3 separate regions of the Mus musculus genome follow, and regions 2 and 3 are each linked to region 1. A link is a loop called in an ENCODE intact Hi-C map of the cell type or tissue named here. Cell type or tissue: heart. All regions are shown on one strand. Region 1 overlaps A830009L08Rik (RIKEN cDNA A830009L08 gene). Region 2 holds the start of Gm46434 (a long non-coding RNA gene). Region 3 has its middle 8.6 kb from the start of Ssbp2.

Region 1 (8,000 bases):
CATATCCCACCCTGCTCCCAACAGGGAATGAAAATTTTGACCTAAATTTGCTAGCTTGTTGAAAATGATTCTATCTTTCTTGTTACAAACTCACTTGAAGAAAAACTGTAGAATTTTGAACTTAGAGAACCAAAAATTATCTTAAAAGAATGGATTTTTGATCATTTAAATTCACATCATATTTCTTTTCCTTTGTCTATCTGGTGTTCAATGATTTAAAAAAAAAAAAAAAAATCTAGCCTAAAGCTAACCAGCAATCTGCCTAGAAAACTTGTCTTAACAAGCTAGGAAAAAACCAAAACCAACAACAACCAAAACAAAACGAAACAACAACAGACCAATAGCCTTACCTCTGTTACAGAAGAAATATACACAAGTATTAACTTTATACAAACAAGGTTGAAATGGGTGGGGTCCTTTTATTGACGTCCAGTTGTCACTGTCATTGGGAAATGTTACAGGCAGCTTCCAGTGTGTGTAGATAAATTAGGACGAGTGGAAGTGCTGAGTAACGATGCTACTTTCTGTATACCAGCTATAAACGAAGGCCTGAAAACCCTGAGCCATGTACTTGAACCGCTAAAACAAGGGGGGAGGGGAGCCCAGAAAACTAAGAGAGAAACATGTTGAGATGGGAAATTAATGAACAGAAATGGCATTCAGGCATGTCAAAAGATAAAACAGATTTAGTTTTTGGAAAGAGATCTAAACCTAGTAAACAGGGCCAAGTCTCATGAATTGCAAAAATTACATCATGTACAATCATTTTAGCAATAAATTTATTTTAACCATCGATAACTAAAGGTGGTTATTTTAGGAGAACGGAGTCAATACATTTGTTTTCCTGAAGCAGGCAGGGGCAGTATTGTGCTACTCCTGAACTTCATAAATATTCATTAATTTTTAAAGCACTCTGGTTAGCTTTGGCTATTAGCTATACAGATATTTTGCCCTTAAATAAAAATAATTACAATAATTTCATTATTTAAAATGTAACTAGCAAAACCAAAAAAAAAAAAAAAGACTATACTTTCATTAGTAAAGTATATAATCATTAGAGAATATATATATTTTTTCAAAGGATTCTGTTCTAATTGAATTCCTGGGGTAAAATTCTAATAACCATACTGACTAAAATAACCTAAATGTAACCGAAAGTAAATTGAAAATACTTTTTAAGTCTTTTTTTCAAATGAATCTCCACTTTCAAGAATACCATAGTGACCCAATTACCTGTGACGGGACCCAGTTGTTTGCCATTCTTCTGCATTGCACCCCCAGTATTTCATAGTAGACTGTCTTCACAAGCCCAGTGCCTCCCATCCCCAAAGAATCCAGTGAACGGTTAGTGATATTTACCTTACAAAGTAACCAAAGCCAGATGCGCACAGAGCTCACGTCGCTGAATAAAGAAATTGTTTCCTTGTGATCACTCTTGAAGGAGAAACAGGAAACTATGGAAATTATTCTAGTGAAACTAGGAAATCGAAGACAGAAACGCCAACTAGTTTTATTTGTAAATAAACCCAACTGTATGAACCATGCATACCTTATTCTGCTAAAGCCCTTCAGCCTTTATAAATCAGGCTTTTTACACTATGACAGATTAACAACCAGGAGGAAATATTCCTGCATATGGAATCATAGATGGAGTCCTCCACCTCGCCTCGATTCACAGCTTTCATTGTGGTACATGTCGAGTCACATTTGTAGACTATGAAGAAATAAATAAATAAGATTAAAATATAACCTTAAGAAAAGAAGTCTGGATAATTGAAAATTTTTTGAAGCAGGGCCAAAGGAGAAAAATTCACTCTAGAGGGCAACTGTATATTCAGCAAAACACATTTTCCCTTGTGCTTTGGGTGTGGCTTCTATGTGTGGGACTACATATGTGTGAGGGCATCCTGCCTTATGATTGGAGTTAAATCTATGTATTTGCCAAAAGCACATTCCAGGCCTGAGAAATGCCTCTGCTACCCAGAGTCCTTAGGTTGGCATTCTGTCCTCCGTGGTCGTTACTTGGTTTGGTCCATGTCTGAGGTAAACTGAGCCCTGGAGGCTAGTACAACTTCCTTGTTTAGGTTAGTTTGAAAAACAAGAAAAGTGTCTTCTTGTTATTGAAGATCCACGCCTACAGGCTAATTTTTCTAAACACATAGTCAGCAGACCAGCAAGAAGAAAAACTTAGCTCCTGGCTCTCTAAGTGGATTCAACTTCCTCCCCGTTCCAGCAAGGGTAGAGTTGGATAATTTCTCTTCGGAGATGTTTATTTCCACTCAAATTTATTTTTGAGGATAGGGAAGAATACTGCTGTCTCTTCTGTGGATACGACTCCAATTCAAGGAGCCAGGCTTTGGTCTGCCCACTGTTGAGACACTGGACCCTTGTGGTTACCCGTGTATAACCTTGGAAATGGGGGGGTATCACCCCCATTATCTAAGGTCCTGGATTTGAATGCAGTAGCTCTAGCCCCCAGAAATTAAATCCAAAGTCAGGATCAGCAACTCCTTTCATCAGCCCCTTGCTGGAAAAACTGTGGTGCCCAAGCTTCAAGAAGGCCCATTCCCTCTCAGTTCTTTCAGGCCCACCCAAACTGAGCAGGATGGAATGTCTAAACGTATGTATGAAAGGGAAAGGGTTCATCCCAGCTGCCTTGTCCACTCCTCACCCTAGCTTTGGGGGTAGCACCAAGCATCTAAGTGGGGAGCAACTGTAAACCACAAACACCCAAACCAGGTGCCTGGCAACTTAAACTATAGAGGAGAGCTGAAAGGGCACGGAGTCTGAAGTTTAGAGAGTTCATCTTGGTATCTGAACAGACCCACTAAGGACAGAAATGGTTATATCCCAGGATTCCCCTTGTGTGGCAGTGTGAAGTCTCAAAATTCATTTTATGACCTCAACGCCCTTTATTCCGAAAAAGGTTTAAACGTCCTGTAAGAGTTTTAAATGCACAGTGGGCATAGGCGGTGGGGAGGCACTCTTCTACTTTGCCTAGCCACTGCTTTCAAATAACCTTTGTGGCGGGGCTAGGATGCAAAGCCACCTTCGCCCAACTGGTGCAACCTCAAAAACAAGCGGAAGCCAACAGGCTGCAGGACCAATCTGCCGCTCGGCCCCAGTTCTCTCTGCAAGCCCTCCAGCCTCCAGCCCCAAGTGCCCCGCAGCCCCTTTCTCACTGCCCACTCGAGCAGGTCCCTGCCCCCCGCCCCAACCCAGCCTCTAGAAACCCACAGTCGCTCTCAGAGCCCACCAGCAAATTCCCAAAAGCCCCCAGCCTTTCCAGGAAAGAGAGAGGGGGGAAAAAAAAAGACCATGACATCACGGGCAGGTTTATTTGGGTTTGTTTGTTTGCTTGTTGGCTCGATTAAATACTCGTGGAAGGTGAACGTACCCCACACAGGAGAAGTTTGATGTTGACAAACTTCTGGTGGCAGCGAGACTGTGTCAGCACAACTTCCGGGATAATGAGAGCTGCTTTGCAGGGAGCGCGGCAGCGGCGGCGGGAGGCTGCCACAGGACGGAACAGCAAATGCTATTCAGCCCGAGCAGTTTCAAGCCGCCCGAGCTGGGGAATTACTGTAGTCGAGCTTCGGCTCTTACCACCGGCGCTGGATCTGGGCGCGCGTTAGGGGGGGAAGCTGCAGGCACAGGGCGCCGAGAGGGGAGCTTTCAAGTTACTTTGCTCCTTGCCTGCACCCGGCAGAGGCTTGCAGGCTGCGTGGTAACTGCAAACATCTTGTTCCCTGCTTCTTTGGGCGGCTGCCCTGGAACCAACCAACTTTTCTCTCCCCCAAAACTCCCTCTTTGTTTCAAATAGGACTCTCCAAAATTTATTCTTGGGAAGACTGACAGCCGGGGTCAAGAAACAGCTGTTGAAGTTAATGTTTCTTCCTCCCACTTCGTCTGATGGTTGTGCCCTGCCAAGACAAAGTGAGAGGCACTGCCTGGTGGCTTCTTTAAACAGACATGCATTTAGCCACCCCCCAAAAAAATGTTTTAAAATGAGGCGGGGAGGGGCACGGGGGCAGTATATTTTCCTGCCTCACATACAATCTGATCAGAAATGCAACAGCATGTGTCTTTCAACTTGTGTTGATTACTTGCTGAAAAGATGCAGCAGATTTTAGTTTTGAGCACTTTGGGCATCAGGGGTGGGGATGAAGGTAGGGGTGATTGGCACTTTACATTTTAGTAAAGGGGATTTTTTTTCCCTTCGGGCCAGACCCACTTGACCCTCTAAGAGACAGAATGGCCTGGGAGAGGGAGAAAAGAGTTTTACTCTTTGGCAAGATGAAGTCACAATGGAAAATTCAAATTGTTGTGCACAACCAGAGCTGGCATAGAACTTGAGCAACCATTTTTATTTGGAGATGACCATAGCCTAGCTTAGGGTGCTACTGTGTCCTAATATCTTTCAGTTCTTCTTTCAGACCAGGGGCTCCTCTTCCTTTCCCTAACACAAGTTGGTCGTCACCCAGAAGGTATTCTAGAGCAGGGGGCTCTCTTCAGGGTGAAGGTGGACTAGGTAACCTTGCATCTCTTGACATTCAGAGAGCTGAAGGGTTGTGAAAGGACTGCTCAGGACTGCTCAGGACTGCCCTCCTGAGAGTTGCCATGCCCTGGCTGAGCAGTGATGTAGATGGGTGAAGGGGAACGCCATTCTTCCCACACCGGAGAACTAACCACTGTGCCACCTGGCTTGTTCTCAGTAGGGCTCGTTGGGTCAGATCCCACGAAGACTTAAAAGGCTCCCTCTACATCACCAGGTTATTCCATCACCACATGGCAATGCAGCTCCGCCACAAACTGCTATTGCATCAGCCCCAGGGATATTTTAGGAAGCTCTCAAGCTGGGTCCAGCAATGCAGGCATCAGGACCGCACTGCCAAAACCAGAGCTGCTGGACAGGTGGCCGCAGTGCCTTCTCTATTCTCTGTCAACCCTGTGCTCTCTCTTCAAAGCAGGCCGGTCTGCTTGGGGGCTTCCTTCCCCTCTCTCTGCCTGGATTCAGACCCAGGAGGAGATAACCTATCAGCCACTACCTTTGTTTTTCCTCCAGCCCCTTTGCTGTGTTCCAGCCCTTTTTCTGATGTTCTCGCCATTTCTGCCTATCAGGGGCACCCAGAGATCTTTAGTAGTATTTGTTCCATACTATCTGAAAATGAACTGGCTATACTCTGAGTCACAGCACCATACACATAGCCTCTAGCTTGGATGCTTGTACATCACAGGCTGCTTTGACTTACATGAACTTTTCTCTCCCCACCCCACCCCCGCCCCACCCCCAACCGTTTCCCTCCCAGCTTGTCTAGTACCAGGGTAGTGGCCAAGAGTCAGTAGACCCTTAGTAAGCACCCTGTTTTCCTGGTCTCTGCTAAGGCAATCCAGGAGACAATTGACTTAAATTCCTTCCGCTTTTTTGTTCTTCCTCAGAGAGACCAAGGCTCAGCATTTAGCAGGGCCGAAGCAGACCCCCTCTCATTCTGGGGTTGTAATTCTCTATTGCTGGCTCCTGTAGTTTTATTATGGGCTCCCTTTTTCTAAGATGGCAGACACAAACCGTTAGTGTGGAGGCCTGAAGCACTACTCTTTAAAAAGGCTTCCTTGTGTAGAAATGTAACCTTAGGGCAAAGTAGGCTCAGCTCCAAGAAAGGCACATTTATCCTGCCACTGGGAACACAAACCTGAGTCTAACCTCTGGATGGTTCTAAGGGCTGGAACTGTGAGCCTTCATGAGGCAGCATGCCTTCTGTCTGAAGATGGGGTTCCTGTGTTTTGGTAGGTGGGGGGACAGGAGAAGGGAGCAACGAAGGTGGAGGTCCTTCCCTGGGCTGTCCAAGGAACTCTACCTGCAATCAAAAGAAAAGAAATGTGTTTTAATGAATGACTCCCCAAATCCAAAAGTTCCAAAAGCTCTGATAACTCTATATCTGAGTCAGGGCATCCCAAGGTGGGTGATGTTTGTACTGCTTGCCTGTCCTTAGCATCCCAAGTGGAATGGCCCTGAACCACTCTGAGGATCTTGTCTGTTTTTGATGGTTTGGGGTTAGAACAATTTTTCCAAAGGTGACGATAAAAAGACACAGACTCCCAATTTACCACAGAGGCTATCGGATTTAAATCAGATAGTGTCATTAAGAGATTCACTGGCTGAGTCTTTTTCCAAACAGATCGACTGTGAACGAAGTATGGTGAGGTCAAGAATCTAGCAACTTAAGTCTGGAGTTGCTTTTCTCCCTGTGTCTTGTAAATGCTCACTTACACTTTCAAAAGCAATAGTAATCACAGCGTGGCTTATCAGATGGACATTTTACCATTAATGATCTCATGTAGACAGGTGTAAAACTGGAAGGCGGGTATTTTCTCTGTAGGAATTTGGGCTCTGCCTGGGTTAAGGGAAAGCAAGATATACCTAGTTAGAGACGATGAATTTGGGATCAGAAGTGGTAAGAAAGACCTGAGTACAGTTCCCATGAAATCTACATTGGATATGGGTACTCACCCTCATAGCCCCAAGAGCTGGAGTTATCAGAAGTCAGCACAGGCTTCTAGTCCATGCTTTTGAGAATATTTTCTCAGAGAAGGAAGATCACGGACAGTGAGGGAAGTAGAAAAGAGGACAGTTCCTCAGATGGCATTTGAGATTGCAGAAGGTGGACAGAAAGAAAGATGCACCTGGAATTATCTGCCCCTTTTTTCCTTAAGTGTAGGCAGGAGTTTAACTTGAGTTAAAAGGCTCCCTGTTATGTCTCTGTTGGTTTCTCCTCCAGCCACCCCATCCACACTCCAGTTCTGGTTTTGGGCAGAGCTGTAATTGCCCTTTGTATGGGATCACATGAAATCCTGTGCTGGTTTGCTAATGTGGGAAAATGTCTACTACAGAGGCGAAGACCACCAAACTAGTTTCATTACTACCCAAGGTGCACGTAAATCCAGCCCTTTAGTGGTGGGCGACTGGCCCAGCTCACTCTTCCATGGTGCTCATTAAAATGTTATTTACATTTTACAATAAGGTCTCAAGCCATGAGTTGGGACTTTTTTTTTCCCCCTCTTGGCAAATAGAAAGGAATACTTCTGTGACATCGGGGCTGCAAAGTTTTAACTTTTGCTCTGGTCCTGCTGGTGATTTGCAAATCAAGGTCATATCCTTTTGGAGGGAGCTTTCTCCCATTCCAGCTCAGAGAAGTTGTGAGGGAGGCAGAACAAACAAGAAGTCTGTGCTCACAGACGTATGCTTACCAGCCAAAAATATTTTGACTTTTACTTTTCTCTTAGAAATGAATTTAATGTTTATCAAGAGAATAAGAATCATGAATGCTGAAGAAAGCATGTCGTCTGCTCAGAACCTGGATGGGTGGTGGAGGCCCTTCTCTCACACCCACCACTATAGGGCCACATGTCCCACTCATTTGGGGACAAACCATGTTCTCTAGATGCTTATCTCAAGAAGTCAAATCAAATTAACATTTTAATGATGTGTTTCTGGCATTTTTAATGAGAAGGATAAGTCTTGTAGCATAAAGCAATGAAACTAAATACATTTTTTTTAAAAAAATATGTATATAAATGTATCTTTGCTGGCTCTGGAAATTAAGTTTCCTTGAGTTCTGAGACAGTAAAGAGCTTGCAGAATCTATAAAACCATAGGATGTTTCACCTGTCCAAGACAAGCATTAAGAATTACTTCAAGAGCCAGTTTGAGAAGTTTTCCCTGATATCCTTGGGAAGTCATTTCTCAAATGGCAATAGGCCAAACATCTAAGACCTCTGGAGATACTTGACATCTTGCCATGTGCCATCACAATCAAGTCCTAGATGCAGTATTCTCGTCTGAGTTTCCCTGACTGCCGGTAAGGGGCATGTGTGGAATAGTAAATGATACAACTTGGTGTTACGTGAGACTCTAGCACGCCTAACTCCATTCTCAGGGAGACAACATGGGGGAAATGCATCAAAGACAGCATCACCTTCCCTTGTCAACTACCTGGTGACAC
Region 2 (8,000 bases), 440 kb before region 1:
TTTTAAGTAAGATAATGAAATTGGTATAATGTAGCAACTCAGAAGTACAAGTGGATTGAATATTCTTGGCCCATAGGGAGTGGGACTGTTACCAATAAGATCCAATAAGAAGTACCAACTGTAGGTCCTTTACTATTGGCTGTGCTGGCTAGTTTCATAGCAACTTGTCATCAGCTAGAGTCATTTGTGTGTTCATTATGTATTTTACACACATTTATATACTTAATATATTCCCATTATACTACTTTTCCTTTTGCCCATAGTGTGTGTACACTCATCAGGCAGGATTTTTGATCTAGTTTTCTCCTACAGATGGATTTTATATGAGTACCTCAGCACTGTGTGCTCTTCTAGACATCCTAAGTTCAATTCCCAGCAACCACGTGATGGCTCAAAACCATTTATAATGTGGTCTGATAGTCTTGAATGCATGTGTGTATGCAGATAAAGCATTCGTATACAAATACAAATATGTACGAGGCTGAAGAGATGGCTCAGTGGTTAAGACTTAGCTTCTCTTTCAGAGGATCTGAGTTCACTTCCCAGCAACCACCTGATGGCTCACAGCCATCTGTCATGTGATCAGAAGCCCTCTTCTGGGGTGTCTGAAGACGGCAACACTGTACTCCTACATACAATAGATAAATTTTAAAAAGATCTTTTACTGTGTAGGATTATTTGGCCTGAATGTATGCATGTACACCATGTGTGTGCAGTGCTCATGCAAACCAGAAACGTTGGATCCCCTAGAACTGGAGTATATTAGTTATATTTCTATTGTGGTAAAGATCAAGAGGAACATGGGGAGCAAAGGGTTTATCAGTCCATCCCTGAGAGAGATCAGAACAGAAACAGGTATAAGCCATGCAGGGGTTCTACTTACTGTGTCAGTCATTCTGTTTTCTCATACAAGACCACCAGCCCAGGTTGGCACCACCCACAAGGGCTGGTCCCTCCCACATCATCAATCAAAAAAAATGATCCACATGTTTGCCTACAAGCCAATCTTTATGTAGGTGTTTTCTCAATTGTGTTCCCTATCTTAGATAATTCTAGCTATGTCAAGGTGACAACCAACCAGGTCATGGAGTTATATCTAGCTGTGAACCTCTATGGGGTTGCTGATAACCAAACCTGGGTCCTCTGCAACAGCAAGTGTTCTTAACAGCTGAGCCCATCCCTCCAGCTCCCTAGTCGTCCACTCAGTCACAGCTGAGGACAGTGGGGTTTTATACTGTTTATGAAACATCCCACAGTGGTGAGGTTCTGTGGGTAAATGATTCTCTTAGTCTGTTTTGCTTTGCTGTGCAAAACACCAGAGACACCTTATAAAGAAGAGCAGCTTATTCAGCTCAAGAGCATGACGCCAGCATTTGTTTAGCTTTGGTGAGGGTGTCACGGTGGATGCCATCTCTACAGAGGGAGTACAGGCAGCTGAGAGATTCAGAGCAGTTAATGGGTCTACGTACAACAATATATTTTTATGAAAACTAGCCTCTAATGTCCTGCCTGATCATTCCTGTGTGAAAGCAATAATCCATTCCTACAGGTGGAGTCATCTGACATAATTACTAGGTCTGTGGTGGTTTGGATAAGAAAAGCCACCATAGGCACATATGTTTGAATTCTTTTTTGTTGTTGTTGTTGTTGTTGTTTTTGTTTTGTTTTGTTTTTTTGTTTTGTTTTGTTTTGTTTTGAGACAGGGTTTCTCTGTATAGCCCTGGCTGTCCTGGAACTCACTTTGTAGACCGGCTGGCCTCGAACTCAAGAAATCCACCTGCCTCTGCCTCCCGAGTGCTGGGATTAAAGGCGTGCGCCACCACGCCCGGCTATGTCTGAATTCTTAGTTACCAGGGAGTGGCAGTACTTGGAGGGATTAGGAAGTGTCCCTTATTGGAGGAAGTGTGTCACGGGGGGGGGGGGGGGGGATGTGGGGAGGGGGTGTGGGGAGGGGGGCGTGGGGTGGGGTAAACTTTGAGGTTTCAAAAGCCCAAGCCAGGTCGAGGGGCCCTCTCCCTTCTTCCTGTGGATCCAGATATAGAACTTTCACTTACATTCTCTAACATGTTCTGCCTGAGGGCTGCATACTCCTGCCATGATGAAAATGGACTAAATCGCTGAAACCGTAAGCCAGCCCCAGTTGAATGCTTTCTTCTATAAGAGTTGCTATGGTCATGGTGGTCTCTTCACAGCAACAGAACCTAGACCAAGATAGTTCCACCTTAACACCCTCAACACTACCACATTAGGAACCAATTTCTTCCCAGCCCCTGAATAACCCTGTGGGGAACAGACCATGTCACCGATCCTTCCTATGGAACCTGTAAACTGCACCTGTCCATTTTGCTTTGGTTGTATTTGCTGGCTTGATTACAGCCTTTGGCCCAAAGACTCTGGTAAATTTACAATCCAACATGGGTTTGAAGCCCACCATCAGGGATAAAGGAAGAGGTCAAAACTCCAAAGTTTAGGGATTGCAATGTTCAACGATTGAAAATGGAGCAAAAAAAAATTTAATAATCAATGGACAAGGTCAAAGAAAAATGTCTGTATCCATAGAAAGAAATGCCACAATGTTTATAATTTGCGTTAAGGACCTGGAACAAGTGAAGAACTAGATGAAGCACACACACCACCATCTAGGTGTGCTCATTCTGGCTTTTAGGTATGGGAGGGATCACACCAGTCTCCATTTGTATGCTTTAAAAGTTCCATAATTTAGAATTTTCCATACATTCTGACTGGGTAGCCACAACACTAGCCGTACAAGAACATCTGTATAGCTGCAGAGTATGTGGACCATCAGTAAAATAAAGACCTGGGGACAGTCAAGTGACAACTGCCGGTAGTACATTTATTTATGTTCTTTGCTTGAGGTAGAGTTTTGATAGCTGGGCCTACCTGGCTTGGCAGTCATTATGTAGCCCAGTGTGCCCTTGGACTCATGGCAATCCTTCTGCCTCAGCCTCTTAAGTGCTGGGATTATAGGCACTGGTAGCCTCACCTTTGTAGATTAAAAACTCACTGACTGTGTCCTAATGGCTACTTTTTTAATGTTATCGTCCTTCAGCCTCTGAACAAATTTCTCTCCATTCTATAAGCCTACATCCTCTGGCTCTGTAATTACCGATGAAATTCAAGTCTGCAACAGATACTCATTGAGTGTGCTTCACCAAACACTACAGATCTGTTTAACGGTGGTTTCCTGTTAACACGTCTCGCTGCCTTTGCTAGCATTCTTCTTTGTAACTAGGAATGGCTTCAGGACATATAACACTTTTAAAGAAATCCAAGAAAGTGTCACAGAGCTAAAGGTTTATTATCATATCGATTGATTTGAACACAGAACACATGTGGGGTTGGGCTCAGTTTTAATACTTTACAAAAAGAGGACTAACTCTGAAGGCACGGGCAACAAGACCACTAGATGTCGCTGCTGACAACATCAAAGGAAAAGCAAGGCCTGTGATACTGTTTTAAAGATCACGACCAAACTGAGGACTAAAAAGCAAAACCATTTATTGATACACCCTATAAAATCCTGAGGCAGAACATGAGCATGTTATCTTACACATGTAATCCAAGCACTCTGGAGGCTGAGGCAGGAGAATTACCACGGTTTTGAGGTCAGCCTAGGTTACACATAATTTTGAGGCCTCCTTGAGCTACAGTGTGAGACCCTGTATTAAAAACAAAAAGTTAGATGTAAAGTAAAATAAAATCATGTTACAGTCCACAGACCCCGAGAGGCTAAGTAACAAGGAGGATTCAAGGGGGTCGGAAAGGAACGAAAGGATTTCCCTGGGAAGGGGAAATAGAACAGATTTCACAGGATGACTGGGTGTGGGAGGGGTTGGAAACAGGAGAGATGAAGGGGAGAAAATACTGGGGGACATTTTAGGGAGAGGTGGAAACCCAGTGCAATAAAAGCTCCATGGAATTTACCAGAGTAACCCTACCAAGACTCCAAGTAATGAAGGACACGGGGCCGGAACCAGCACTCTTCTGTAACCAGGCACGACCTCAAGAGGAGGGACAGGGAAACCAGTCCAGCCATACAACCTCTGACCTACAGTTTATTCTGCCTAGAGAGAGTTCTAGGACTCTGGAGCCTAGCGAATTCATCATCGAAGAGACCAGAGGGACTTCATCCAGCAACTGATGGCAGATGCAGAGTCCCAGACTCAAACATTAGGCTGAGCACAAGGAGTCCTGTGGAGAAGGAAAAGATTGGAGGAGCCAGAGAGGTCAGGGACACCAAGAGAACACAGCCCACAGATTCAGCTGATTAGGACTGATGGGTGCTCACAAAGCTCAGGGAGCCCGGTCTGTCAAAGGTCCTCTGCATATATGCTATGGCAGAGTAGCTTGATGTTCCTGCGGGAATCCTAAGAGTGAGAGCTGGGGCTGTCCCTACCTCTAGGGCCCCTTTCTTCCTACAGGGTTGTCTTGTCCAACTTTGATGTGCTTGGTCTCCTTGTAGCTTGTTAGGCCACGTTTGGTTGAAGTCTGCTCTTTTCTGAGGGGAGGCAGAGGGTGGAGGGAGTGAATCTCAGAGAGAAGAGGTGTGTGGGAGGGCACTGGGGGAAGGGGAAACTGTGGTCAAGATGTAATAAATGAGAGAAAACAAAACAGAAAACCAAACCCTCAAACCCAGAGGGGCAGTTTCAGACTAGTGTCCATGAGAATAGCCAAGGCTATGGGCATAAGAATATTTAACTACAGCCGAAGTCCTCCTGCGAAAGTGACATTAACTCACTGGCCAACAGAGTACCCAAGCCATGACATAGTCTTTGAAGTGGAAAGAACTAATGTGCCCGTTCACTTTTAGATCTCTGCTCCTTGAAGTTAGAAATCTGTCTGGATCACAAACCAGCTCATACCTACCCTACCTCCACAGACACATACATGTACATCCTATGAAGATTTTATACATATTTCTACACAGACTGCATGTACAGCCATGCTGCTGGAAGACAGCTCTGTCAGGTGACAAAACCACATACATGACTTAGCCTCATGTGCGGCAGGCCGTGCATCTCCTTATGATTCTCATACCTAACAATGCTTTGGGGTTTTTTTTTTTTTTTTTTTTTTTGAGAACAAATACACATCCCACCATTGAGGACAAAAGACTGACCCAAAGCAGAGTTCAAAAATAACAACACGTTTACTATGTGAAGTACATTTGATATGTTCCTTTGAATGTGGTCTTTATTTTTAAAATGACTATCACCAGAAGCCAGAGATGAGGAACCCAACCTTACTGCTCTTAACAGCCTCTGCTCTTCCCACTGGCCAGAGAACAAACACCATCTCCATTGAGGCCTGGGGCCTCCTTGGTCCATCCGAGAGGATGAGAGGCCAAAGGTGGTGCCTCCTCCTCCTCCTCCTCCTCCTCCTTCTCTTGATAGAGTCTTACCATATAGTCCTAGCCAGTAATATGCCATGTAAATCAGATGGTCTCCAACTCAGAGATCCTCCAGCTCTGCCTACTGAGTGCTAGAAGACTCCTCCTTTTTTTAATTGAAAAAAAATGTTGTTCATACAATATATTCAGATCATGCTTTCCCCCTCCCTGGACTACTCCCCCCACAACTCCATGTCCCCCTTTCTCTCTCCCAATAGATTTGTCAACTTTAGTTTCTGTTTTCACATATTGAGTTTATTTTTGTTGGGAATCTCTGGGAATTAATGGCATGCATCATTATGCCAGACCCCCAAAGAGTGTCCGAACCTTCAATAACTTACCATGAACAAGAATCAATGAGAAGGAGCAGCCACTGGAAGCTCCTAATGAGTCAGGCCCCGTGGCACAAGCTAGTAGTCGCAACTACAAAGGAGGCAAACACAAGAAGATCAAGAGTTCAAGACCTGCCTGGGCTACAAAATGAGTTCAAGTCCAGCCCAGGCAACCCTCCCTCAAAGAGGCTGAAAAACAGCACGCTTACTATGTGCAAGGCCCTTAGTTCAATCCTAGTACTGAAACAAAGAACAAAACCCCAAACAAAACCTAAAGTAGTCCTGAGCTGGCAGGTTAACATCCCAGAGCTTGTTAGCACACGAACGAACGAACGAACGAACGCACGCACGCACGCACGCTCTCTCTCTCTCTCTCTCTCTCTCTCTCTCTCTCTCTCAAGAACACAGGCTTGGGAAATGATTTGCTGAGAAATCTTTGTTCATATTAGTGAGGGTGAAGGGCAAACTCCCTTGCAGAAGTTGCAAAGATGCTAAGTGGTAAACAGTAAAGTGCCCAGCCAGCACAGATGCAAGCTCTGGTACTAGCAGGGATATGTGCAGATCAGCATTTTAAATCTACTCGGAGTTCTTCTCACAGTTCAACCCCTTTCTACTTCTCCTTGCTCTGAGCGTTCAGTCCTTACCCTGCAGAGGTAGCCTGGGTACCTTCCTGGAGCACCATCACCTTGCCTAGTAGAGATCCCACGTTCAAGGAGCCACCTCTGCCCATAGCAGGCAGTTTTTCTTGCTGTGACAAGACAACTGGGATTAATTTATAAGGGAAAGGTTCATTTTGATTCATTGCTCAGGAACTGTCAGCTGCACTTGGCTGAACTCAGCCTCTGGCAGAAAGCAGGAAAGCAGGTAGATGCAAGGAAGAGAGCATAGAGGGGACAGAGAGCTAACCTGTGGTCTTAGGTGTTGTCCTGTTGCTGTGAAGAGACACTGTCTTAGTTAAGTCAGTGCAACAAAGAAACACTCCTGATCCTTCCAAATAATGCAGTCCCTGTGCGCCTCTGGGGGCAGCTTTCATTGCAGCCACCACATTCCTCTCTCTGGCCTCCAACTCTTTTCAGCTTTGTTGATTGCAACACACTTCTTTGTCTTGGGCTGGTTCCACTCCTTGTTAGCAGCTTTCCCCGGCAGATGTCCTAAGACTCTGGCATCTCCAACATCTGTGGTCTCCAGGGCAATCCAGACTTCACCATCACAGCTTCATCAAAGAGCCTCTCTGGGTCTCCATGTAGGGGCACCCATGCTGCATGCCTGGCCGCAGCAGTTTTCCCTAGACACAGAGGGAGATTCCATAACCCCTTACTTGTATCTGTGACTTTAAAGTCAGAGCCACATGGGTGAAGCTGCCAGGTTCTGCTGTTAGCTCAGGCTGGAGCATGCCCCACTGGTTCAGATATATTTTCACCAGCTTTATTTTGAAGGCTTCCTTCACTGTATAAACTTGGTTGTCCTGGGATTCAAAGTGCAGACCAGGCTGAGTTCAAACTCAGAAATCTTCCTGCCTCTGCCTGCGAGTGCTGTGGTTAAAGGCTCGGGCCACCACATCAAGCCCCAAGCTTGCTTTAGTTCCTTTTCACAAATTGGAAATTTAGCTGAGTAGGGTCTTCAGGTCACCACTCCTTTTAGCACCGGGGTTCTTTTAGTTTCATCAACCCATTTATCTCCTTAACACAGGATTTATGAGCGCTAAAGTTATGTTCTACATTTTACTTCCTGTGCTGAAGAGATCTATAAAACACAACTGCCTCTATCTAACCTGCAACTCCCAATTGTCCAAGGACAGACAAACCTGTAAGAGCCTCTTGCCTACGGACAGATGCTTTGTGGAATGCTGGTGGCTGTTTATGTAAGACATGTGTTTCAACTTTTGTAAACAAGGTTGGTTGTCCACCTATCTCCAATGACATACCTCCTCCAAGAAGGCCACACCTTCTAATCCTTCCTAAACAGTTTACCAACCAGGGAACAAGAACTCAAATATGTGAGCCATAGGGACCATTCTCATCCAACCCCCCACAGATGCTTTGTAACAACCAGCTCCCACCAGAACTTGATCTAGTTCTTTGAGATCTGAATCAGACCCACTTGACAATCTGTTTTCCTCTTAAACAGCCTACCATTTCTCAATACCACTGGGAATTAAAATACAACAAAAGTGTCAAAGGTGATGAGCCTTATTCAAACCATAGCAACCATCTTGTTGAAAAAAAAAAACCACCTTTAAATATTATTATTCTTATATA
Region 3 (8,000 bases), 81 kb after region 1:
ATGTAAACTGTAGTTCTTTATAGACTGAGTTCCACAAAGAAAAAAGCTTATGTGTGTACCTTCCACATTTATTTTAGTGCCCAGTCATGATGGGTACGCAGTACAGATTTGTACCTTTCTCTAAATTTCTTTACAGGAGTGACTATTTCTTTGAATCCTTTCTACTGTTTAGCAAAATACCATATAGCACAATGCTACACAGTACAGGTATTAAATGCATATTTGGTGAGTGTTCTAATTAGCAGGCTAACTTAAAAAAAAAGCTGAATGTTAATTGACCAGAAGTCTGGAGATACGGTTTTATTCTACTCCAGAGCAGTCACCTAAGCCATGAACTACAAGCTAATGTTATTCACAGGAGAGCAACTTTGCCTGGCTGCCTATGCTGTTGTGATATTAGCTATGCAAATAAATATTTTGATTGTTCTTTTGGGAGGAGAGGATTACTTGATGACTGTCTCAGAGTATATGTCAGCTTATTATGAGGAGGAGGACCAGTAGGCTTCGTGCACTGATGTTCCCCCACTGCTGTAGCTGATTCAGAGAGGGAACTATGTCTAGCCAAAGATAAGAAAGAATTTCTTCGCTGGAATCCAGACCAGACATTTTGGCAACTCCCTCTCTGCAAATGTGACTAGATGACATCACAATTCCCACTGTCATCCACAAGCCTGTGAAATTCAAAACGATGTCACTACAGTGAACAACTGCTACCAGGGGAATAAAAGCTGTTGAATTTGGTGTTGTATTCACCATTGGCTGCATTTTTAAAAAGAGCTCACGAGTAGACACAGAATCGACATCTTGGGTGATGCTGACAAATATCATCCTGCTCTTCTGTTTCACTGGGCTGAGATGTCATGAAAACTCAGTTAAGTAAAAGGCACCCCCCCCTCTCTCTCTCTCTCACACACACACACACACACACACACACACACACACACACATACACACACACACACACATTGCATTACAGGTTGCAAGAGATGAGAATGGAATGATTCCAAAGGAGCTTGAGTTCATAGCAGTGCAGCCTGGACAAGTGAACCAATCTGGTTGTGTGTGGTTACAGACCCAATAGGCTATGACCAGATCTACAGAGGAAGGAATAGTTACAGCTATTTTTTCAACAGTCAGAATGTACCAAGCTCTGGGCCAAACCCAGTATAAGTGATTCCCGCATGACTCTCAGAACAACCTTAATACATATTGAGTAAGATTGTCTTGGTTTGCAGTTGGTGAAACTGAGGCACAGAGAGGTTTAGAGACTTGCATAAGAGCACAGAGCTGGGAACTGATGGAGCAAGCGTATCCAAAGCCACGTTGAGGAGGTTCAGCAAATGGAGCTACAGTTGAATTCCAGACACATTAGCAAAGAGCATTCCCCAAAGCAAAGGACAAATTGAAGTAGGAATTGTGGGGCTTGGAGACCGGACTTGTCTTCTCCATGGTGTGTGCATCCAGCTGTAGGGACACCGTGACGTCTGGGATCACATAGGTAATTTGCAAGTTCATGCACTAGGAGAGGAGGTAGAAATGCATCCATAAGTATAATCTGCCAGGGCCAGGGGTTATAGGCACCGGGAGGCTGGCCTGAATAAACTCTGAGGGAAGAGTTCACGGGCCTATAAGCAGTATGGAGAAGAGAGCCATGATGAAACGTATTACTAAAAAAAAATCTGCTGACATGTGCCGTTTGTTTCCTTATTGTCAGCAGCACCGAGTCCCTTGGAACTCCAAGCCAGGTAAATCTGTGACTGAAAAATAGAGGGAATGTTTTTCTCTTGTATGTCCTGCTCACCCAAATTCTGCTAAATCAGTTTGGATACTGGAGCAATAAAGTGGACTCAGAAACTTTACCATCTAAGCAGGCGCTGAGATTTTTTTGTCCATTCTTTTTTCTTCCTAAGAATGTAAAAAGCTCTGTTCTATGAGAGTGGGTAGAGGGCTGGCATGAATAGTGGGAACATGAAAAGGGGCTAGGATGTTTAGAATCATTCAGCTAATACTTATTGTTATTGTGTACTAGATGCTGTCCTAGATCTCCCGTGTGTGACTATAAAGAGAAGAAGAAAGATCAAGGGATGACTGAAGATGTGGGATTAAGCATATTTTAGGGTGTTGTATTAGACATCTTTCAGGGGCTCTCAGAGAATATATCTCTGGAATTAACATTCCAGAAGTCTTGAATAATGAGAACAAGCAGAGGGAAAAACATTCCAGGCAAAGGAAACAGTTAGGGCAAAGGCCCTGGGGCTGGAACCTGGGAGGAGGAAGAAGGAACCGAGCCTTTGCAGTTAGCCACACTGGGACTCTGAAAAGCACATCTGAAGTCATCCCTGCTCACATACGATGCCAGGAAACCTCTCCAACCCTTAACTCTCTGGTACTCCTTCTCCTTATTACTGGCATTGTTCTTGCTAAGTAACTTAAAATTTCCACCTTACAAATTAATTTTAAAAATTGCTTGGCGTATAAGCTGCCAGATAACAAAAATGCAATAACAGAGGTCATCGATAATAAGTAAAAGATATAGATGACAGGTTTCAAATCACCTTGGCCACGGCAGTGGTGAGGTTTGGAAATGAAAGGCTGAAAATCATGTACTATTTATTATTTTAATAAATCTGTCTTGATGTCAATGTAATCGAATGTTGCCACAAAATAATGGACTCTGCCGTTACCTAAATGTTGAGGCCAAGCTCTGATGTTTATTTCCAAGACAGGAGACATTGATCCCCTCACTAATAGAGTATTACAAGTTTATTATGCTAAGTAACCAAAGTTGATTTCATTGTTTGATTTGATGGATGTCAGTGCTGTCAGAGTTCAGAATGGTCTGGGTCCAGAAGGACACTAGGATGAATATTTTTTTCTCTCTCTCCTTAATTAGGCATCCTTGGAATTCACTCTAGGACAAAATCAATAAGAGGAAAACTTTGGGATACTTAGTCTCCAGGATCTTTCTGTGGGCTTCCCGGGGACTGGGATTATTTGGCCCAAGACTGTTCTCCCTTGAGACCAAAATGAGTCTGAGGCCAGACAGTGTGTGAGTTGGATGGGGCCCCACTGAGCTGGAGAGACAACAGGAAATGTGATGAGAGGAAAAAAGACAACTATAACAATAGAAGGAGGAAGTGAAGCCATAAAGCAAGAGAAGGAGGAAAAGTAACTGTGAGTTACACAAAGGCCAAGAGGAAAGGAAAACCAGACAGAAGCACATAGCTAAACAACACAAGTTCTACAGGGAAGATTGCAGCCTGCTGACAGAGCTCCAGGATACCTGGTCTTTGATTTTATATTTACCAGTCCCCAGAGGAAGGTCATGTATGGTCGGATGACTAAATGGACAGAGAAACACCCAGCTTCCTCTCTTCCTAAGGGGAATGTGAACTGAAGACTGCCATATTAAGGCTTTATGTATCATGGGCCATACAGACACGCAGATGTAAATATTATCTGAAAGAGGAACAAACAAGATAATGAGTGCAAAGACAAAGGAGAGTCTACTGTTTCATTTAGTAAAGGAAGAAATGTATCTCTTTTAAATAGGGAAAAAGAAACAGTTGTCATTTCTCCTCATTCTCTGTCTCTGTCTCTCTGTCTCTCTGTCTCTGTCTCTCTCTGTCTCTGTCTCTCTGTCTCTCTCTGTCTCTGTCTCTCTCTCTGTCTCTGTCTCTGTCTCTCTCTCTGTCTTGTTTTTTTGGAGACAGAGTTTCTCTGTATAGCCCTGGTTATCCTGGAACTCACTCTGTAGACCAGTCTAGCCTTGAACTCAGAAATCTGCCTGCCTATGCCTCCCAAGTGCTGAGATTAAAGGCATGGGCCACCCCTGCCTGGCATTTCTCCTCTTAGTATCTTATAGCGAGCCATAGCGTATCCTTCAAAGTAGTAAAAATGAGAAGTAATGAGGAGCCTGCCTAAGGACGAGGCTCAAAGGTAGCAGACTGACTCAGGATTATTGCCCAATCAGAGGACTTAACTTCAGGAGCTCAATACACCCCAGCCCACCATATTGAAGCAATAGCTTATGCATTCTGCTCTTATGTGCTTAATCTAACCTGAATTCAGAGATGCTTGCCCTTCCAGAAGCTTATGATACACAATGGACTAAATGTTACAGACAAGGGTGGTTGTCATGGTCTGTGTGACAGATTCCTGACAGATCATGATAAGGCAACCTGGGAACAAATCACAATCTTGTCATTTACTAGTGTGTGAAAGACTATTACAGAAACAATGCCTGCATTCAGGTGGACGCAGCTCACTCAGTAGAGTACCTTCCTAGCATGCATGAAGCTCTGCTATTTGAACTTAGTTATGCATAAATGTGGCAAGAGTGATGTGCATCCCTGTAATCAATACCTTTTGGTATTGCCATCTACTTCTGGATTATTACTTCAAGGTCATCCTTGGCTACATACTGAGTCTGGGGCCAGTCTAAGCTATGTGAGACACTGTCTCAAATTAAAAAAAAAAAAAACACGAACAAACAAACAGTTGCTAGGAGAATTAAGTAGAAAGGTACCTGGCATACTTTTTGAAATGTTTGAGTTAGCGCATGAACCTGTAGTATGGGATACAAGAATGGAATTTCTTACATGGCTGAACCATAGGGTGCTTTTAGAAGTCTAACCACTTTGGCTTACAAAAATAGAGGTTTCCAGTGTAGCATATTCCCACTAAAGCTCCTTATTTCTTTCACATTTTGTCCATTTTCCAACAGTTAGAAGGAAAAAAGAAAGAAGAGGAAAAATAACTGAGGAAAACAGACAGGCGCAGGAAAGGGTGAAGGGGTGAAGGCTATGTTCAGTGTTGTCTGGGTCTTTATACTGACTGGAAGCTGAGCTGAGATCAGTCAAAGTCCCCAACCTTCTCACATCCTGCGGTAAAGGAAGCTCTCTAGCATGTACCAGGGTTTCTGAGGTAACACCGTGGTATGTATTTCCTTGTGCTAGAAGTGATAAACACTTCCTTGAAGAAAAAGCCCAACTGTACAACAGAGCTGACATGTCCTAAGAGGATCCAAGGCTGTGGCCAAAACCATCCTGAGCACTGTTGATCCAGTTTAAAAGAATGCAGGATACAAAGGGAATCAAAAGAGGGAGTTGAAATCTGGAGGTGACGCTTCCAGAAGAATGGTTGGGAAAGAGCTCAGGCCTGGGCTTGAGACCACACTCCTCTCTAGACCAGGTACCTTCCTCACCACAAGGAACTTTACCTATCTTGCTTCTGGAAACAGGACCAGACTGGCAAACCAGGAGAAATAGATAGAGCGCTGTTGTATCCTCTAATTTCTCGGCACTTCAGGATCAAAGATTATTCCAGAAGCCAGAATCCTTGTCAAAAACTACCCCTCACCCAGAAAGGACAAACAACATGAACTCTAAAACAGTATTCACTAGTGTAAATGGTGAGTTTTTCCTCCTCCAAGAACCAATAATTCTAAGGTTTTAGAGAAGAACAACATAGAACCCTGAGATGGAAATGTATCCTTTCCTAACTATCTTAACTTTCTTAACCTAGGCTCCTCTAGCCATAACCAATGTAACTCTGAGAACCTGGAAGTAGCTCTCAGGCATTTGTCCTGCTAATTGTCTATGCTTCAGCACCAAATGGCAAGGGGCACCTCTGCCCCAACCTGTTGCTGCTGCTCCATTTTCTTTCCAACTCCTCCTCTTCGGTCTTCCTCTCCCTCCTTCCCCTCCTTCTTCACCAGCAGAAGCCTGGAGAAAGCACAAGTTATAAGGGATCTCATAGCTGCGCAATATAGTAGTGTAGTGGAAGAACTGCCCAGTCTAGGCTCGAAGCTTATATTCATATTAACTGAGTCGTGTTTTCCTTGCATGGGCTTACTTTGGTTGGAGATTTACCATAACACCCACCTTTAGAATTTATGTTCAAGAAATAAGGTCCGTGGAATCAGAAAACTTGATGACAATGAATGATAAACATTTTTTGTCTAATAATGAAACTATACCTGTATCACCTAAAGATATAAAGGGATAATTTGGATGCACGGTAATCAGTATCCCAGAACACACACAAGTCCCCAGGGGCTACTGTACTGTGTATGATACATAAGATGCAACCCAATTGATTTCGGAGACCTTCCCCCGCTCTGACACAGGATCTCATGAAGCCCCGTTGGTCCTGGACTGGATATGTAGTTGAAGATTGCTTTGAGCTACTGATTTTCCTGCCTTCAATTCCTGAGTGCCAGGATTACAGACATGTGCTGCCATAGCTGTTTTGTGCAGTGCTGGGAATCAAAGTTAGGACTTCCTGCATGTCAAGCAAACATTCTACCAAGCTACACCCAAAGCTCTTTAAACACTTGAGAACCCCTAAATATAGTATTCAAGTGCTCTCTATATCTCTGGCAAGTATAAATGGCTAAAATCAGATTGTTTATGGTAGGCAATGGTAAACAGTTTATTTGGTGTAGCACACTTATTCTCCATATAACTAAGTAAGCTCTTACTTACATATAACTTACATATAACTAAGTAAGCTCTAAGGCTGGGGTAATTTGCCACAACCCATGTATTTCTATTTCCAACAGAAGGGAGCACACTGTCTGGAGAGTGACACAGTCCACCTCCTGATACTGGGACTTTTGATAGCTTTGAGTCTGCAAAGACATACTATTGGCATAACTGTACTAGGTGAAAGATGATTGTGAAGAGTTAGGAATACACACACACACACACACACACACACACACACAAAATACAGTAACATCATTGAATCAAGAATACTCTTTGGCACACTTCCTATTATATACTCCCAACATTTAATGACAAACTCCAGCTAGTGAACACTGTAACACTTGGAAATTGTTTTGCAAAATGTGCTAAAGTGTATGAAATTGCCATACATGGTAGTATAGGTTTTAATTTAAAAAATTTCCCTTCATCTTCAGGCTATCTGCAATGTTTTATATCAGGATAATTTTATCCCAAGTTACTAGATTTCAGATGGTTGCTGATATTAAGAAACGATCAGGCGAGGGCTGCAGTGGTGAAGAACAGGTATCATTCTTGGAAAGGATCCAAATTCAGCTTCTAGCACCCATGTCAGGCTTAGAGCTGCCTATAACTCCAGTTCCAGGGGACCCAACACCTCTGGTCTCTATGACCTTTTGCACTTACGCGCACATTTCTACATAACAGACTCATATATGTGATTAAAAATGAAACATATTTTTAAAAAGAGAAAGCCTAGGTTTTTAGAGGTTTTTAGAGTGGAACTGTTGGAGCTGGTAGATCTGAATCCCCCCTCCAAACCCACTGGTCAGTGTTTATGAATATGTAAGTTGGAATTTTAAAAATCCAGAGCAATAGGTTAAGTAAACAGTCATTGCCTCAGATTAACAAATGTTAAACCACCATCAGTGTGTGAAATGTTAATTGGAGGCCCTTTTCATCTCATTCTTGTCTAAAGAGCCAAATTTGTACAGTATTAAAGCTGCAGATTTTCTCCTGCAACCCCCCCACCCCCTACCCCCCACCCCCACCCACCCCCAGGCACCCGGTTACTCTGGTCTATGGCATTTGAATATTCAGTGAATCCCAGCCTGCTGGTCTATCTCCCCCCAGTGAACTTTCATAAGGTAGTTTGAGTGACAAAAATAAAATAAAATAAATCTCAGAGTCTGTTCACATTCCTCTGTGGAATAGTCACTTCTGAGAGAAAGAGGTGTGGCTTTGTGGTCTGGGATGCTCAGCCAGGAACGTGGGGTTCTCTTATTGGAATTGGTTTTGTTTGTTTAGTATCTCAGATTATGCTCACATCTTTCTGTCAGGACTCAGTTTACTCAGTTTAGAAAACAGGCTATAAAAATCTTTTACTAAATATTGAGTACTAATGAATATATTAAATGTTTTGTGATAGAAAAGGATGTGGGCACACCTTAGTTATTTATTTTTAATTTATTTTTATTTTTTTATTAGATATTTTCTTTATTTAGATTTCAAATGTTATCTTCTTTCCTAGTT

Evidence for each region. A loop is a pair of places that touch in the nucleus more often than their neighbours do. Peaks named below come from ENCODE experiments on the same cell type or tissue, not always from the same donor. Only the 100,000 strongest peaks of a DNase experiment are listed, where the experiment ranks them.
Region 2: it touches region 1 in a loop (3-fold over the local background); 3 of 42 quality-filtered maps call a loop at or near these places.
Region 3: a loop joins it to region 1, with 4 times the contacts of the local background. A loop is called at or near these places in 30 of 42 quality-filtered maps.

What each region holds. Positions count from the first base shown.
Region 1 is chr13:91,367,502-91,375,501 of GRCm38, forward strand. It overlaps A830009L08Rik (RIKEN cDNA A830009L08 gene), which reads right to left. Exons shown (of 3, transcript NR_045161.1): 2 at 5,691-5,855; 3 at 1,489-3,923. Among named protein-coding and RNA genes, the nearest start is that of A830009L08Rik, 17 kb to the right of the region's middle. In heart, CTCF peaks have their summits at 843 and 4,888; DNase peaks (open chromatin) are centred at 3,560, 4,850 and 6,810; H3K4me3 peaks cover 1,836 bases; H3K27ac peaks cover 4,445 bases.
Region 2 is chr13:90,926,610-90,934,609 of GRCm38, forward strand. Gm46434 (a long non-coding RNA gene) reads right to left here and starts at 5,072. Exons shown (of 2, transcript XR_001781017.1): 1 at 4,418-5,072; 2 at 3,301-4,212. In heart, a CTCF peak has its summit at 3,422 (motif pointing right); no DNase peak of the experiment used is centred here.
Region 3 is chr13:91,448,522-91,456,521 of GRCm38, forward strand. No RefSeq gene overlaps it. Among named protein-coding and RNA genes, the nearest start is that of Ssbp2, 8.6 kb to the right of the region's middle. In heart, no CTCF peak of the experiment used is centred here; a DNase peak (open chromatin) is centred at 3,040.